Regions from separate parts of the Homo sapiens genome. Here region 2 is linked to region 1. A link is an interaction called in ENCODE POLR2A ChIA-PET data of the cell type or tissue named here. Cell type or tissue: Caco-2. All regions are shown on one strand. Each heading gives the region's core, and the rest is flanking DNA. Links, peaks and the distances in the headings are about the cores only.

Region 1 (6,165 bases), core at 821-4,820:
TACTCTCTACAAAACTCTATACACCCAAAGTCAACACTAACATCCTTTCATGCTAGTACTAACTCACATTAAGTTATTAAAAAAAAAAATCAAGCTATTAGCAAGGACGGGGAAAACTGCAGTGAGTTTGTGTATCAGCCACAAGCTGTGTTGCACTGAAGTAACAACTTTTTAAAATCTCAGAGGCTGAAAATGCCAACAGCTTATTTCTTATTCACAATACATGCCTATTGAGGGCTGGTGGGTCTCTGCTTGTCATTGTCACGTGGGGATGCAGGCTGACGGAGCAGCTACCATTGTGAATGCTGCTGGCCGGCATCCAGGAGGCCTAGCAGGTCTCTTACAGGTAACTGAATGCTCCAGCCCAGAAGTGACAGGTCACTTCCACTCGCAGCTCATTGGTCAGGACCAGTCACAGGAATCTGCCTAACCTCATGGGCATTTTGAAATCTCTTCAACTTTTTGAAACTGCTTCAGAGATGCCTCGTATGTGAAGGCACTGACACCACGTCCTGGGTGCTTTGTGTCCTTAGGGGAATGGCTGATGTCTCTAGGCCACTTTCTGTGTCTCCTTCATCAGAGCCCGAGAACCATCAAAAGGACTAACTGAAGTCCCTTCCCGTGGCTATCTCTCTGCCAGGCATGGGGACACCACATCTCCCCAGCCTGCTGGGGCCTCTCTGTGGGGAGGTGAGGAAGAGAAGCCTGCCTTAGTGAGGTCCATCTGCCCATTAACCACAGCACTGTAGTACAGTGGGGGCTCAGCCATCTTCAACTTTATACTCTGATCTTTTTGGGGACCTTTCCCTAGGACACCTTTTGTCTATTCTGCCATAGGTTGGGCAGGATCAACTAACTACAGGACAGCAGAATGGGGCTGACTGAGTAGCCTCAGTGGTGAGGCGTTTCAGGACCAGTCCCCAATAAAAATTAACAACAGCCAGGCTTAAAATATCAGCACAGCCACTGTGATAAACCATGTCGCAGAGAAGAGTGGGGACTCTCCAGCCAGACACGCTGTGCTCCCAATCCCAGCTCTACAGCCTTCCAGCCAAGCAAGCCTGGCCCAGCGCCCTGCCTTCTCTCTGCTCCATTTACCATCTGTGCGAGGGGGACAGTAGTGGAATTTATTTCTTACAGGCTTATGGTGAGAATGGAATCAGGAGAAAAGAGCTAGAACAATGCCTGGCAGTGCACAGTAAAGTCCCTAGTTCCTTTTCTTATCAGCATCCTCTTGGCCTCCCTCAGCCACGCTCCTTTCAGACTCATTTGCTGCCACCATGAGCAAGACACACCCCTCACAATGATTTTGTGAGACAGGCATGCACCCTGCTTAAAGAATGAGAAGACTATGAGTGACCCAGATTCCCATCTGTCTGCCCCAGGCCCATGCTCTTTCCCTGCAATGTTCCGCCTCACTTACCCTGATGTCACGATGACAAGGGGGTCCACTTTAACATAAGGGGAATAACTCAGTGGAGGTGGATCCTCCACTTGTACTTAGAGCTCTTCAAGGATGCTGCTCTGCTCTCTCAGTTCAACAAAGATAAGTCAATATTTTCTCCATGAGAATCTATTCTGCATGCTTGACAGAGTGACAGGGTTGAGCCACCAACTCTTAGTCCTCAGTATGCACAGCCAGCCAGGCTCAAGCCTCAGATGCTGGAGATGAATCAGGGAAGAAAGTGTCAGATGAAGGACAGTGAGGTGAATAGCTAAACTCTGTCCCAGCCTAAAATTCAAATCTCATGGTAGTATTTTTAGTTGTGGCTTTGTAACGTAGTTTACAATGCATAACATACTGACCCTTAAGATGCACTTACGCCCTAGTCTGAAAATTGCTACCTTTCTCCCTCAACTTTTATTTTGCCTCAAGGCCTTATGAGGTATCACAAGCTCAGCTTTATCCTTGCCTGTACTATTAATAGACTGGGCGAGTCCCCCTGGGCTCTGTGATCAAAGTTTCCCATCTCTGACCTAGTAGCAACATTGTCCTTCCTTCCAACCAGGTGAGTCATCTACGACAGAGGTTGGCAAACTATAGCCTGTGGGACAAATTTGGCCCACTGCCTGCTTTTGTTAATAAAGCTTTATTGTAACACCCATTTGTTTACATATCATCTATGGCTGCTTTATGTTATGGTGGCAGGATTAAGTAGCTGTGGCAAAAAACATATGGCCTGCAAAGCCTAAAATATTTGCCATCTGGGACATTACAGAAAAAGTTTGTTGAGTCCTAGTCTAGTATTATAGCAAGGGAAGGTGTAGGGAGGAAAGAGCTCTTGCCAAAGAAGGGCATTGCTGCTGATTACTGATGGAATGATGGAATGGTAAACTCACTCATTGTTTACAGACAGACTCTCAGACCAAAGGGTATGCACTTCATTTAACAAACATTTTCTTATGCCAGATCCTAAGACATAACAACGAGCAAGATAAACTCCTTTTGGAGACTAAAATTGTGTGTTAGGGTGAAGATGGGGGTGTAAGGGAAAGAGAAGGAATAGAGAGATGTATAAAAGCAATGACAGCCCAAATGATAGCAGCATATTCAGACAGCAGAGAAACAAACAAATGATAAAGCTATAAAGATCAACACAGGCGGCATCTCAGAAATAATGCTGAGTGAAAGATAACGTATGGAGGAACACACACGGTATGATTTGACTTATTAAAAATGCAAAACTAAATGATGTACTGTTTATGCATACTAACAGATGAGGTAAAATAATAAAGAAAAGGGAACAAATAACACAAAATTCTGGCTGGTTTTTTCTCTGAGGGTGGGGCTGGGGAGGGACACCCAGGGTGCCTGAAAGGCACCAAAGCCGGGTAGTGAGTACATGAACGTGCACGGTGTAGAATCCTTTATAGCTGACATATATCTTATTAGTATTTTTATATCTACTCCGTGGTTAAATAAAACCAAACCATGTTGAACACAGAGTCAGTGTGACGAGCGCTATGATTCTGTGACTAGGACAGTGGAGAGTGCTACAGGCACACGGAGGAGGGGCCTCTGACTCTGATGTGAGGGGTCAGAAGAAAATCCCTAGAAAAAGTGGCGCCAACCTTATCTGAGGACTTTATGAGCAAACTTCACCCTGAGAAAAAGTCACAGGAGAGTGTTCTGGCGAAAGTCCAGTGATGACACAGATTGCAAGGTTTTCAAGGAACTGATACCAGCTCAGCAAAACAGGCAGAGCAAGTGAGGTGGGGGCGGGCGACGGGGCTGAGAGGGCCCCCTGAGGTCCTACTATGCGCCTGACCAGCCACAGAAAGCCTTTATTCTAAAAGCAATGAGAGCCTTTGAAGGATTTATGGTATGGAGTAAAGTGACATGATCAGAGCTGCCTTTTTACAAGATTCTTCTGGCTGTGGCAACATCAGCTTCCTCTGGTACCCTAAAGTCCCTCAGGTTTCTGCTGGGTTGAGACCGGTGCCAGCTCCCGGATGTCCGCAGTAATGATGTACACCCCTATTACTTGAGAAGAACAAAAACGGTGCCAGGCCAAAATTGCATGAGGTGCTTCATTATCATAGCAGATGCTTATAGACTGCTACAAGCAGGAGAAAACATTTTTGTATAAATTGACTTTTAGTACATTGAATTAAATATTCATGCACCTGTAGGGCTGCAATTGTAAAGACATCTCACAGTGAATCTTTGCAAAGTGGTTGCTCCTTCTCTAAAGTAAACAATCTCCTATCATACGTCTGCTTTATAAAAATAGGTTTTAATCTCAGACTCATGTTAAATAAGCATTTCTGTCTAAGAATGTTTCTTAATCCTTTAAAAGTATAGATAAGTAAAAATTACGAATGCTGTAAATACTTTATAAATACTTCTAAATCATATCAGTGGGAAAATCACTTAAAAAACACATTTTCCTGGTGGCAAGAATAAACATGGAGGTAGATAATGATACAAAGAAAATAAATCACGGAACAGAGCTGCCTTTTGGTTTCATCATCACACTACCTAGTTTGAACTTGAACCTTAATTACCAAATAATTACCACATTCTTTTTGCTTGTTATTTCTATTTTTAAAAATGTCAATAAAAACTTTTATTCATTAATGCTTATGGTAAGTTAAGCCAGAACCTCACAGATAGCCTCCAAAGAACACAGTGATTTTAAAAGTCCCCCAAATCATATGATCCAGCATTTCTACTTCTGGGTATAGTCCTTCAAGAACTGAAAGCAGGAACTCAAAAACACACACATGTGTTCACAGCAGCAGTATTCACAATAGCGAGAATGTGGAAGCAACCTAAGTGTGAATGGGTGAACAAAATGTGGCCTATCCATACGATATAATACGATCCCGCCTTAAAAAGGAAGGGGATTCTCATATCTGCTGCAACATGTCTGAACATGGAGGACATTATGCTCAGTGGAATAAGCCAGTCACAGAAAAACAAATGCTGTATGAATCCATTTATATGAGGCACTAGTGTAGTGAAATCCATAGAGACAGAAAGGAGAACGGCGGTTACCAAGGGCTGGGGAGAGGAGGGAGAATGGGAATTTGTTGTTAAATGGGTGCACTTTCAGTTTGGGAAGATGAAAAGAGTTCTGGAGATGGATGGTGGTGAGGGGTGCCCTAGAGGGTGAATGAACTTAATGCCACTGAACCATACACTTAAATGGTTAAGATGGGCTGGGCACGGTGGCTCATGCCTGTAATCCCAGCACTTTGAGAGGCCAAGGTGGGTGGATCACTTGAGGCCAGGAGTTTGAGACCAGCCTGGCCAACACAGCAAAATCCTGTCTCTACTAAAAATACAAAAAAAATTAGCCGGGTGCGGTGGCCCATGGCTATAGTTCCAACTACTTGGGAGTCTGAGGCACAAGAAGTCCTTGAGTCTGGGAGGCAGAGGTTGCAGTGTGCAGAGATGGTGCCACTGCACTCTAGCCTGGGCGACAGAGCAGAACTCTGTCTCAAAAAACAAAAAAAAAGGTTAAGATGGTAAATTTTATGGTATGTGTATTTTACCATGATCAAACAGAAAGTTGTAAAACACAGGTGCCTTAGCTGAACCACACAACTGACAAGTTTACTAAAAATTAGCTTTGTCCCCTACTGTTGGAGCTAATTGTCTGAGTTCCCTTACAAGTCTGGGCTCCTTGGGGAAGTCCTCTGAAGTCACAGCCCATGCTCAGTGCCAGCCACTCCTGACCAGGGCTGCCCACAAACACATGTGCCTGCAACTGGCCCATATGAAAAACAAAAACTCCCTGTCCTCAAAACAAACAACATTCCTCAGAGAGCACTCTGTTACCAGGACAGAGAGACGTATTAGAGCTAGAATACTGCAAAGGGAAATGTGGTCATCTCATTTTTTTTCACAGTTCTTTTCCAAAAAGAACATCCACAGAATAGCCTATTAGGCTGCCAAGATACTGCAACAAACACCCAAGCCCCGCATTTGAGCAGGACGCTGCCAGATGTGACACATCTCACTCTAAATGATGCGGCTCTCAAATTCCCCATTCATGCCCATTCCTGTGGTCACTGATGAGGGGACTTCAATCGGCTTGAAGAACTCACACCTTTCCACACCCCTCCCGGGTGTCTCATTACCTGACGAGGTGGATTTATTAATGATCTGGGTTGACATTAGCTGGGAGCATCACAGGGAAGCCAGTGTGCCCTGACAGTGCACGGTTAGGGGTTTAGAAACCCAAGGCAGGGGAGGTAGGAAGGGGAGGCAGAAAAGGCTGCTCAGGGTGGCGGTGGCCCAAGCTGGAGGGCAGACAAGCCTCAGGCTGGAGAGCGAAGGAGAAGGGAGAGCACGCTTGCTCTGTGTACGCCACACGCACAACCAGCCCTGGGGTCCCTGGATGTGGCACCAGGAGTTGGTGCTTCTCTTTCCTCCTCAAGAAGTTGGCTTCTCTGGAAAGTGGGGGAGGGTCTGAATAAAGCAGCCAACAGGAGGCTCCGGGTTCTGAGGCAGCCTTGTTCTTCCAGACACAGAGGAGGCTGGCACTGCCAGGCTTGGAGGCTGCTTGCTCCTCAGTAGCCGTGCCAAGCGTGGCTGGGGACAGCCCGAGAGCTCAGAACGGCCTTCCAGGGCCAACCCTCTTGCTCTACAGATGAAAAGAGTGAATCCAGGACTGCCGGGGACCTGCCCCAGGGTCACCCAGCGTGGGAGGGGTG
Region 2 (6,165 bases), core at 1,114-5,113, 120 kb after region 1:
CTTCTGCCATAAAGCAGCCATGGTATCAACTTTCATTACTTCAAGGATGTCCAACCTTTTGGCTTCCCTGGGTCACACTGGAACAAGGAGAATTATCTTGGGCCACACACAAAATACACTAACACTAATGATAGTTGATGAACTAAAAAAAAAAAAAAGTTGCGAAAACATCTCGTAGTGTTTTAAGAAAGTTTACGAGTTTGTGTTGGACTGCATTCAAAGCTGTTCTGGGCTGCATGTGGCCGGTGGGCCATGGGTCAGACAAGCTTGCATTACTTTTCTCAATTCAGAGCTGTGAAAACATGTAAAATACAGAGCCTTAAAATTTTTTAAGTCATGTAAGCAAATTCTAAAATAGAAAACAGTAGAACAGGTTTGGTTCTGTGCTGGGTAGCCTGTTTCTAAACAGATCATGTGTTTTGAAAAAAAAAAATACTCCATAGAGATTTAAAAAAAACAAGTTGAAAGACACCCTGAGGGAACTCGGTGACTCAGACTGCAGACAAATAAATTACACCTTTGGTTCAGACTAATTCTGTGTGCGCTTCTAAAAAAAATATGCAAACAGATGTAAAGAGTTACTTAGGGTTTAATGGGTTTAATGTATTAATCACCATGTTGCAAAACCAGGATACTAAGCTAGCAAATTTAATTGTGGAAAGAGAATCCAATTGCAGTTTTCATTTATCAGGGAAATATTTACCTCCATTTCCATTGGATTTTTATTACACTAATGAATAGTTCTACTTCATTGAGACTTCTGTGTCACTAGAGAAATCAAAATGCTTAGTTTACTTTTCTTTTTTTTCTTTTTTTGAGACGGAGTCTCACTCTGTCGCCCAGGCTGGAGTGCAGAGGTGCGATCTCGGCTCACTGCAAGCTCCGCCTCCCGGGTTCACGCCATTCTCCTGCCTCGGCCTCCCGCGTAGCTGGGACTACAGGCGCCCGCCACCACGCCCGGCTAATTTTTTGTATTTTTAGTAGAGACGGGGTTTCACCGTGTTAGCCAGGATGGTCTCCATCTCCTGACCTCGTGATCCGCCCACCTTGGCCTCCCAAAGTGCTGGGATTACAGACGTGAGCCAACGTGCCCGGCCTACTTTTCACCATGGAATTGGAAAAGAAACATTTGGGAATCAGCTGGAAAAATGACAACTAGCCCAATGGGGAAAACCCACAGGGACTCAGCAGGTTTGTTCATGCTTCCTGTTTATGTGAAGGAGTCCCAGATCACCTCCAAAAGAAATCTGTTTTTAAAAAGGAAGGGGATCCAGTGGGGTATTCTCTGCCAGCCTCCAAAGTTATGGAGATGTGGTCAATGCCGATACAATATAAGCTTAGAATCACAGGGGCAGGAGAACAAGATCATTCTTAGTCAATTAAAAACGTATTCTCTAGATTACTAATCTTTGCTGGATTCCATGGAAGAAAACAATACTTTTCTGTGGCCTCAGAGAGCTTAGGTTTTCATCTGAGTTTACCTAGAAGATTCACCATCCTTGTAAGGGAACAGAAAGAGAGAAAGTAAAAAACAAAAGGATCTCAAGTCTGAGGTTTGACATGTGGTACTCACAGAACATTCCTTTCAGCAGCTGGTGGCCTATTCTTTCTATTGATTAAGAATGTGAAGTTTAAAAAAACAAAATATATCATTCCATTGTCCCCTGGCTTGCTAGTTTCTGATAAGCAGCCCCTTGCCTGAGACTTTGTTCCTCTGTTTAATTTTTTTTTTTATCCCCCTCTCTGTCTCTTTTTAACGATACTCTTCTTGTCACTGGTTTTCAGAAACTGGATTACAAAGTGCCCTGGTGAGGTTCTGTTTGTGTTTACACTATGCGCTTAGGCTGCTTGTTCAGTGCCTTTGATCTGTGGGTTTATAAAACTTGAAACGTTTTCAGCCAAAAAAAAAAAAAAAAGAAGAAGAAGAAGAAGAGCTTCAGGGTCAGCAAGACTCCAAATCAGGCTGAAAGCTGAGTTAGCAGTGGGATCTTAGAGAAGTTCCTCAAATGGTCTGAGTCTTGATTTTCTCATTGGTAAACTGGGGATAATAACACCAACCTTGCAGAGCAACTGTAAGGCCTAAATAAACCAGGTAAACGTGGCAAGACAGAATTCTGCAATATATTAGCCGAGTTTCTCCCCATATGCACGCTCCTTCCCAACCACAATTTCTATCACCTTTGCCCTCTGTTCTCTCAAAGTGTGTGTGGCCTTCGGGGAGGGATTTGTGGGGGATAGCTACAAAAGGGTTAACAGCTCAGCTCTTGAGCTCCAAGTAGGCTCTCCCCTTTCCTGTTCTTAAAAATGTTATTGATATGCAAATATAACACCATGCAAATATAAATACTATGCACAAATCTGAAGTGCACAGCTTGATTATGAAATATATGAATGTCTAAACTGAGAGGCCCACAGAATGCCCAACACGGTGGATGAGAAAGCACCCTCACTAAAACACACTGCTGAAATATTAAAACACTAATAACAAGACACGGTACTAAAGGCTTCCAGAGAGGAGAAGAAAAGTTCACATGCAAAGGCAAGAGAATTGGAATTTCATAGGGGCCTCTCAGAGCCATAATGGAAGCCAGAAATTCAGGGGGAAATGACTCTTATCTTACTAAATTATCCATCCAGAGAGAGGATGTCTCTCTTGTGAGGCATGATTTAAAAACATCTACTCTCATGTACCCTTTCTTCTGAGTTATTAGAGGAAAATAAAGCGGTATACCAAGAATGAGGAAGACAGGGGCTCCAGGGAACAGAGCATCCCAAAGCAGACAGAAGCACAGGCCACCTCTGGCAGAGGCATGTGGGGACCAGCACAATCTCAGTCTTCTCGGTAGGAGGACTGAAGGCTTAGGAGAGAAATATCCTGGAAAAAGATGGAATGGATCAGTTACCTGATGTGTTTGGTCATGTAGGTAGACAATAATATTCAGAAAGGTTTTATAATTCTGTTGAAGGATTAAGGAAGAATTAACAACAAACCAAGCAAACAAAAATGATTAGCTATCCAAATGATAACTATTAGTGTTACTAGATTATTAGATTCAGGGGAAAAATTAAAATTGTAAGTGAGGAATAAATGAAATCACAGTTCCTGACCATCATACTGTTAAGTGCAGACTATTGATCTAGTCAGTATTGGGAAGGTGGAGGAGGAGGGACTGCAGACTGAGGGGCTGAGAAGATGCAAGATACTAAATGCTCGTTTTCCATAGTAAGAAGTCATTGGATGATGTCTAAAATGGATAAATCAAGAAATAATATTTTAATAATATTATTTAGAATTAAGGCTGTAAATACTAGAATGGCAAAGAGTTAAAAGTGTCCGTTTTCATCACAAGGCTTGTGGTTCTCTTTGATTTTAATCATGTACATATATTTCTTTGATGATTTTAAAAAATAAGTTGTCGAGGAAAAGGAAATAGTCTTGAGAGAAAATGCTTTGGATTTGCAAGAGCATAAGCTTGAGAATCTAAAAAGGTTACCCTCTGAGGAGATAGCCATAAAGTTCATGCCATAAACAATGCATTAGAAAGAGAATCAATGGCTAGCAGCCTGATGCGCCTTTTGGATCTAGATCAATGTCTGAGACAAAGTCGGTGGAGAGGGAACCAGAGGGGTAGGTCCGGGTGTGGGTAGTGGGTGGACTCCACAGTGCCCCGCCTATCTTTCCACTTTGTAGACCAAGTTGCCTCTGGTGAGAAATGATAATTGAAGCCTCAGAAGAGTTTCAGAATTTGAGAGTCTGGGGGCCTTGTGTTTCATACCCCAGAAGTTGAATATCACAGCAAAAGGTACAGAGAAGACCTCTGCCCCTTGGTAGCAGCGGTGGGCACAAGATGGACATGTGGCCAGCGTACGGAGGGTCCCCAAGAACTCGCCTATCTCCCCTGGCCCCAAGAGGCACAGGAGAGCATTTGAACACTTCATTATCCCCTCTATTAGGTGGTTCCCAGTAGCCCCCAAATCCCATGTGACTTGAAACAATGAGGTTTTGTTTCTTGCTTCTGCTACATCTTGTGTCTGTTTCACATTGTCCTCATCCAAAGACCTAGGAAGCCAGAAAAGCCACTGCATACCCCAGACACAGGGAAAGGAAGGTGGAGGCTTACTCCTCGGTTCTCACAGGCTTCTACCTGGAAGTCACACACATACATTTCTCACCCCTTTGAAGTTAGGCGACCTTATGTCATGTTTTGGCTGATGAGATGTCTCTGCTAAAGATCTCATCAGCCCAAACATGACATAAGGTCGCCCAACTTCAAAGAGAAGTGTAATCTATGTACCCAGAAGAAGAGAGCTGGAAGTGAGCCTGAGTGAGAGCTGGTGAAGCTGTGTTCTGAGTTGGTTCCTGCTGGGGGGTTCGTGGTCTCGCTGACTTCAAGAATGGAGCTGCAGACCTTTGTGGTGTTACAGCTCTTAAAAATGGTAGGAACCCAGTGGTAGCAAGGTTTATTGCCAAGAGCGAAAAGACAAAGTTCCACAGCATGGAGGGTTATGCCAGCGGGTTGCCGCTGCTGGCTGGGGGGGAGGTGGGGGTTGGGAGAGGGGAGGGGGGGTTGGACACGGGGGGGTTGGGAGAGGGGAGGGGCGGGGCAGGGGGTGGCAAGTTTTATTCCCTTATTTGTCCCCTCCCGTGTTCCCTTTCTGTCCTGTCAGAGTGCCCTGCTTTCAATCCTCCCTGCGACTGGCTACTTTTAGGATCCTGCTGATTGGTGCGTTTTACAGAGCGCTGATTGGTGCATTTTACAGAGCAGTGATTAGTGTGTTTTACAGAGTGCTGATTGGTGCATTTTACAGAGCAGTGATTGGTGCATTTTACAGAGCACTGATTGGTGCATTTTACAATCCTCTTGCTAGCTACAGAGTAGAGTGCTGATTGGTGCGTTTTTACAGAGCACTGATTGGTGCATTTTACAATCCCCTGCTTGCTACAGAGAGTTCAATGGCATGTTTTACAATCCTAGTTACAGAGTGCTGATTGGTGTGTTTTACAATCCTCTTGTAAGACAGAAAAGTTCTCCTCACTCGACCCAGGAAGTCCAGCTGGCTTCATCTCTCAAAGCCACAGGCTCCTCCAGGCTGGGGAGAGGAAACAGAAGAACGCATAGGCTGCTGTGCAAGAGGATGCCAAGCCCTCACATTTCCTGGGAGATGCCAGTGGGGACTGATTCTAGCTCCCAAGGGTGAATCAGGAGAAGCACACCCCGGTGTGCATGGGAGCAGAGCGGGAGATGACCTCAACCAGACCCCTCTCCCAACAGCTGAATGCTGCCTGCACGTCACTCAGAACATCGACATGCGCTGGGAGAGAAGGAGTCAGCACTGGATTGGCTGCATTTCACGTGAAATGACTGTCTGGGGAGTCATTGCATTAACTTTTTTGCCTCTGAGCAGAATGGAGGCTTGAGGTAGAAATGAAATGCAGTTAAAGTGAAAATGTGGCCTTTTTGCACATTTGCGTTTTGTGCCCTGTGACACTAACCTGCTCTGTGTGTAAAACCCACAACGTAGTGGCTGGCAGGGAGAAAATGTCTTGTCTGGAGAGGTGGCCGCTAAGGCTGTTCTTCATTCCCTTTTCTACTCTAAAATTGGTTCTTGTCCCACAGCTTCCAGGCTGAGCACTCAAGATACAGTAGCCAGGTCTTTAGGGAGAGGAGATGGTGCTGGGAACATACTTCTATTGTTTGTGGCATAAAGCTGGAAAGCCCGGTGAGATGCAGTTGTCCACACCCTTGAAGCTTGGAGACCTGAGCACCCTCCTGCCCTGTGCTTTGTATCCATCACCTTGAAAAACACTTTAACCACTGACATTGCAAAAGTATCATGTGTTTGATCTCACACTCCCGAGTGAAAAAGTGATTCCTGCCTGTCTACTTTCTGAACACAGAAGGAGACATTAAGGAGTGGTGTCTCCCTTCAGGACATGGTGTGGACAACGCTGGTAGGAGGTGACCTCCAGAGGCCGAGTGACAAGAACACTGATGCAGAAGCTAGCTCTGGTCCTGTCTGCCACCGCCTGGAGGGGTGGCCCTAGGTAAACCCTGACTTCCTCTGGAGCTTGATTTGCTCATCTGCCACACCAGTGGCTTCGACTGATGGCCTCCCAAGGTCACTTCTGTTTTTAACATTTGGGTCATTTATGGCCACAGAGAC

Evidence for each region. ChIA-PET counts read pairs that join two places held together with the same protein. Peaks named below come from ENCODE experiments on the same cell type or tissue, not always from the same donor. Only the 100,000 strongest peaks of a DNase experiment are listed, where the experiment ranks them.
Region 2: POLR2A ChIA-PET joins it to region 1 with 5 read pairs; 2 of 35 experiments call an interaction of 5 or more read pairs at or near these places.

What each region holds. Positions count from the first base shown.
Region 1 is chr6:3,380,568-3,386,732 of GRCh38, forward strand. The region is part of intron 3 of SLC22A23 (solute carrier family 22 member 23); the gene reads right to left. Among named protein-coding and RNA genes, the nearest start is that of SLC22A23, 73 kb to the right of the region's middle. In Caco-2, for the core only: no CTCF peak of the experiment used is centred there; DNase peaks (open chromatin) are centred at 1,974 and 3,124.
Region 2 is chr6:3,500,335-3,506,499 of GRCh38, forward strand. No RefSeq gene overlaps it. Among named protein-coding and RNA genes, the nearest start is that of SLC22A23, 46 kb to the left of the region's middle. In Caco-2, for the core only: no CTCF peak of the experiment used is centred there; no DNase peak of the experiment used is centred there.